2 separate regions of the Homo sapiens genome follow, and region 2 is linked to region 1. The links are chromatin contacts, found by Hi-C or POLR2A ChIA-PET in ENCODE. All regions are on one chromosome and are shown on one strand. The core of a region is the stretch at or near the end of the contact, and the rest is flanking DNA. Distances in the headings are between cores, read along the strand shown. Region 1 overlaps PRKCE (protein kinase C epsilon). Region 2 overlaps EPAS1 (endothelial PAS domain protein 1).

Region 1 (2,619 bases), core at 35-2,534:
GAAAGGACGATACATTCCACAGGCCATGGATGAGCATCAAGTAGCAAAATTCTATAAGACTAAGAATCCCCCAGAAAGAGCCCAAGAGAATTACCAAAAAAACTTCTGTAATTTTGCCTCCAGTCCTAGTTTATTATATGTTACCAGTTTTAGGCCAATGAGGCATTTTCCAACTTCCCTAGTTCGTACTGTCACCAAAATCAGAGTCTAACTATGCTTAGAAAATGCTTCTTTGTATCTCCCTAATTCTTCTTCTATCTAATCTACAAAGGAGATAATATTCAGTCAGACTCTGCTTCTGGTGCAAGCTGCTGATGAAAATCTAAATCCCTCATGCTATGATTTAAGCAGTTATTGCCAAGACTGTCCTTTCTATTACCATCTAATATCATTTATTAAAGAAACCATTAGTGCAAGGAAATCTGATTAATTTGGGATTGCCAATTACTGAGAAGTGAATCATTAACAAATTCATATGAACTTCATTTGCAAATAGAGAACTTTTGAGTGTCGAAGGAGAACGACTATATTTTTAAGGGCAGTTAACAATTTTCTTTTTCTTTTTTTTTTTTTTTTTTTTTTGAGACAGAGTCTCACTCTGTCACCCAGGTGGAATGCAGTGGTATGATCTTGGCTCACTTCAACCTCCACCTCCCAGGTTCAAGCGATTCTCCTGCCTCAGCCTCCTGAGTAGCTGGGATTACAGGCACGTGTCACCATGCCTGGCTAATTTTTGTATTTTTAGTAGATACAGGGTTTCACCATGTTGGCCAGGCTGGTCTTGAACTCCTGACCTCAAGTGATCCGCCCACCTCGGCCTCCCAAAGTGCTGGGATTACAGGTGTGAGCCACTGTGCCCGACCAGTTAACCATTTTCATAGACAGTAAAATACTGTTAGCAAATGAAAGATGTGAGGCCTAACACCTGATGATAGTCAACAACTCTTCGGGCTCAGAGAGGACTGGAATTCTGTGAAGTCATTAGAAATGAATACTCCACCCTTCTCTCAGGTTATTGAATAATCTGTATCTTAAATGACTTTGATAGGAAAATGCTACTCCAATTTAGCCAGAAGAGGAGTCGCTGGTAAGGAGTTGCTGGTAAGGATTTTTACCCCAGAAGGAAGTGGCGATTGGTCTAGCAAAACACTGTAAATCTTTTCCTGCCCCTTGCAAGATGGTCACAGTTGCGGAATTCTCTGCCCTGGGAGCATGCTTGACTTCCATTTTCAAATACAAGGGAAAACAAACAAACTCGAGCTGCTTCACAGAGCCTCAAATAGCTTTTTCCAAAGATGGGCGCCATCCCCCATCAGGTGGGTTTTTGAGGGCCCAGACCACAGAAACCATCTGGGAGTCTGTGCTCAAAAGTTCAGAACAATCCAGAAATTATTTCAGCTGTTTTCATTTTATAAATAAAACAAAAACACCAAGTAGGAACAAACAAACACATGCTTCCATGCGTCTATTTTTAAAAGAAAAGACAGCTCCGCCCCGACTTTTTTTTTTTTTTTCTGTTCAACTTCAGGCTCTTACACATAAAAGTATAACACAATGCTGGAAACTGAAGCAGTTCCAAATTTTCTCCTCCTAGAATATCACCTAGCTATCTAAGCCTAAAGCATTTTAGGTCCTTTGTCTCCTCTTTCTGGCCCTGGATCAACGGAACATAATAACCAGTTGCTATTTCATCAACATCCCCAGGGTCCAACCTTGGCCCACTCAGCTCTGCCTTTCCAACAATCATCGCCCTCTCGTGGCAAAAGCTGTTAACTGCAAGCTACTTAGCAAGTTGACTGCAGATGGAGAATAAAATGATCAGCTTGCCCACTCTGCTTTCTTTCGTGATTTCTAAGAATGCACTTAAAATGAGAAAACTGGAAGATTTGTATGTAATTGATTTAAGTGTAGGAAAACCTACATTAATAAGCTGAGGCCGGGCGCAGTGGCCCATGCCTGTAATCCCAGCATTTTGGGAAGCTGAGGTGGGAGGATCACTTGAGCCCAGGAGTTTGAGACCAGCCTGGCCAACATAGCGAAACAACGTCTCCACTGTAACTACTCAGGAGGCTGAGGCAGGAGAATCGCTTGAACCCCGGAGGCGGAGGTTGCAGTGAGCTGAGATGGTGCCACTGCACTCCAGCCTGGGCCACTGAGCGAGACCATCTCAAAAAAAAAAAAAAAAAAAAAAAAAGGCTGAGCTTTTATACCCTTCAACTCCTACTTAAAAGAATATTGGGGGTGAAGTGGGGGAGGGTTGGTCAATGCATAAACACAGAAAGCAGATTGTTACTGCATTGCAAAGAGCCCCTTAGGTATCACTCTGTCGAACTCTCCTATTTACCTATTAGTCTTCATAGTTTGTGTCTAGTCCTAATCCCCGGGGATGGTTTTAGAATCACAAAAGAGTGTTCTTGGCACACTGGGCTTCTCATGGCTTCCTAAGGGGCACACTTTGAAAGAGAGTCTGACTAATTTGAGTAGGACATATCTGCCCAGGGAGCACCCACAGGGATGACCTGTCACCAGAACACACAAACGACCTCATGCACCGGGCCAGATTTTGTTTCTGAAAGGCTAAAACCCTATCCTCAACAAAAGAGTAGGGGACATGTCTAT
Region 2 (2,619 bases), core at 53-2,552, 250 kb before region 1:
TTAGGCATAAACTGCACCCATATAAGACAGTGATCTTAATAAATGTTGTGTGTGTTCTGACTGGTCCAGTGATTGTTCCTCTGTGTGCGTGTGTGTGTTTGTGTGTGTGTGTGTGTATCTCTCTCTCCCCCTCCCCAATCCTTCCTATTCCCTGAGACACAACAATATTGAAATTAGACCAATTTTAATAACTCTACAATGGGCTCTATGTGTTCGAATGAAAGGAAGAGTCACATCTCTCACTTTAAATCAAAAGTTAAGGAATGATTAAGCTTAGTGAGAAGATCAAACCAGGCATAATATTCCCTTAAGCCAAAGTCTAATCCAGAGCAAGGCCCTAACTCTCTTCAATTCTAGGAAGGCAGAGCAAGGTAAGGAAGCTGCATTAAGAAAAGTATGAAGCTAGCAGAGGTTGGTTCGTCACATTTAAGGAAAGAAGACATCTCCATAACATAAAAATGCAAGGTGAAAGAGCAAGTGCTGATACATAAGCGGCAGCCAGTTATTTAGAAGATCTAGCTAAGATCATTGATGAAGGTGGCTACACTAAACAGATTTTCAGTGTAGATGAAAGAGCCTTATGCTGGATGAACATGCCATCTAGGACTTTCACTGCAAGAGGGGAGAAGTCAATCCCTAGTTTCAAAGGACAGGCTGACTCTCTTACTAGGGACTAATGCAGCTGGTGAGTTTAAGCTGAAGCCACTTATCATTTACCATTCTGTAAGTCCTAGGGTTCTTAAAAATTATGCCAAATCTACTTTATTGGTGCTCTATCAGTGGAACAACAAAACCTGGATGACAGCACATATGTTTATGTGCTCGTTGTCAATGCACCTAGTTACTCAAGAGCCCTGATGGAGACGCACAAAATTAATGTTGTTTTCATGCCTGCTAACACAAGATCCATTCTGAAGCCCATGGATCAAGGAGTAATTCTGACTTCCAAGTCTTATTCAAGAAATTTTGTAAGGCTATAGCTGCCATAGATAGTGATTCCTAGATGAATCTGGGCAAAGTAAATTGAAAACCACCTGAAAAGAGTTCACCATTCTAGATACCATTAACAGCATTTGTAATTTGTGGGAGGATGTCAAAATATCAGCAGTAACAGGAGTCTGGAAGAAGTTAATTCCAAACCTCACGGATGACTTTGAGGGGTTCAAGACTTTAGTGGAGGAAGTAACTGCAGATGTGGAAGAAATAGCAAGAAAACTAGAAGTGGAGCCTGAAGATGTGACTGAACTGTTGCAACCTCATGATAAAACTTGAACAGATGAGTCAGAGCTTCTTACAGATGAGAAAAGAAAAGTGGCTTCTCAAGATGGAATTTGCTCCTGGTAAAGATGGTGTGAACACTGTGGAAATGACAACAAAGGATTTAGAATATTACATCAACTAAGTTGATAAAGCAGTGGCAGGGTTTGAGAGGATTGACACCAATTATGAAGGAAGTTTTACTGTGGGTAAAATGCTATCAGACAGTATCACATGCTGCAGAGTCTTTCCTGAAAAGAAGACTCTATTGATGTAAAAAACTTCATTCTTGTCTGATTTCAAGGAATTGCCACAGCCACCCCAACCTTCAGCAACCGTCACACTAATCAGTTCTGCAGCCACCGATATGGAGGCAAGAACCTCTCCCAGTAAGAAGATTATGACTCACTGAAGGCTCAGATGATTGTTAGCATTTCTTTTAGCAATAAAATATTTTTAAATTAAGGTATAGACATTGTTGGCCAGGTGCGGTGGCTCATGCCTGTAATCCCAACACTTTGGGAGGCTGAGGCAGGCAGATCATTTGAGGCCAGTAGTTCGAGACCAGCCTGGCCAACATGGCAAAACCCCATCTCTACTAAAAACACAAAAATTAGCTGGGTGTGGCAGCACATGTCTGTAAATCCCAGCTACTCGGGGGTGCTGAGGCACCAGAATTGCTTGAACCCAGGAGGCGGAAGTTGCAGTGAGCTAAGATTGCCCCATTGCACTCCAGTCTGTGCAACGGAGTGAAACTGTGTCTCAAAAAGAAAAAAAAAAAGGGTATGTACATTGTTTTTTAGACATAATGCTAAAATATAAACATAACTTTCATATGCACGAGGAAACAAAAAAAAATCATGTGACTCGTTTTATTGTGATATTCACTTTACTGTAGTGGCCTGGAACGAACCTACAATATCTTAGAAGTATGCCCGTATTCTGTAATTATATATCAATATTCATGATATAGAGAAAAGTATGTTCACCAAAGAGTTAACAGTGGTTATCTCTGGGTGATGGAATTTTGGTGATTTTTATTTTTATCTCCATGCCTTCTTTTACTATGACTTTTTATGGGGAACATGTATATTTTTTATAATCAGAAGAAAACAACTTAGCAACTTTAAAAATAATTTTACAGGAGAGACAATTCATGGAGATAGATGTGTGTGCACATGGTCCCAGGGCCTTCCCAACTCCCCTTGTGCTATAATCTTCCAAAGAATTTGAGGGGGCTCTGCCCCTCTTGCCCTCCACCCTCAGAGCCCAGAGCACCCCTGGGTGACGTTTGCAGATCCCTGCCCTCCCTCTACATCCTGCCCTCGGTCCAGCAGTGTGAGTGAGCTGCTCCTGCACTGG

The links. A loop is a pair of places that touch in the nucleus more often than their neighbours do. ChIA-PET counts read pairs that join two places held with the same protein, here RNA polymerase II (POLR2A). Pooled maps may share reads with other maps.
Region 2: a pooled map shows a loop between it and region 1 (2.8-fold over the local background). The contact joins two enhancer-like sites. A Hi-C loop is called at or near these places in 3 of 168 maps with a recorded cell type or tissue (Panc1, endothelial cell of umbilical vein and heart right ventricle), 1 of 37 single-sample maps with no recorded cell type and 5 of 50 pooled maps. POLR2A ChIA-PET finds 5 or more read pairs at or near these places in 6 of 52 experiments (AG04450, BJ, Caco-2 and 3 more).

Annotation. Positions count from the first base shown.
Region 1 is chr2:46,062,244-46,064,862 of GRCh38, reverse strand. The region is part of intron 10 of PRKCE (protein kinase C epsilon); the gene reads right to left. Among named protein-coding and RNA genes, the nearest start is that of EPAS1, 230 kb to the left of the region's middle. Within about 2 kb of position 1,284, at least 6 of the 41 ENCODE cell types and tissues checked have a DNase peak (open chromatin) inside an H3K27ac peak, as active enhancers do.
Region 2 is chr2:46,315,679-46,318,297 of GRCh38, reverse strand. The region is part of intron 1 of EPAS1 (endothelial PAS domain protein 1); the gene reads right to left. Among named protein-coding and RNA genes, the nearest start is that of EPAS1, 20 kb to the right of the region's middle. Within about 2 kb of position 1,302, at least 2 of the 41 ENCODE cell types and tissues checked have a DNase peak (open chromatin) inside an H3K27ac peak, as active enhancers do.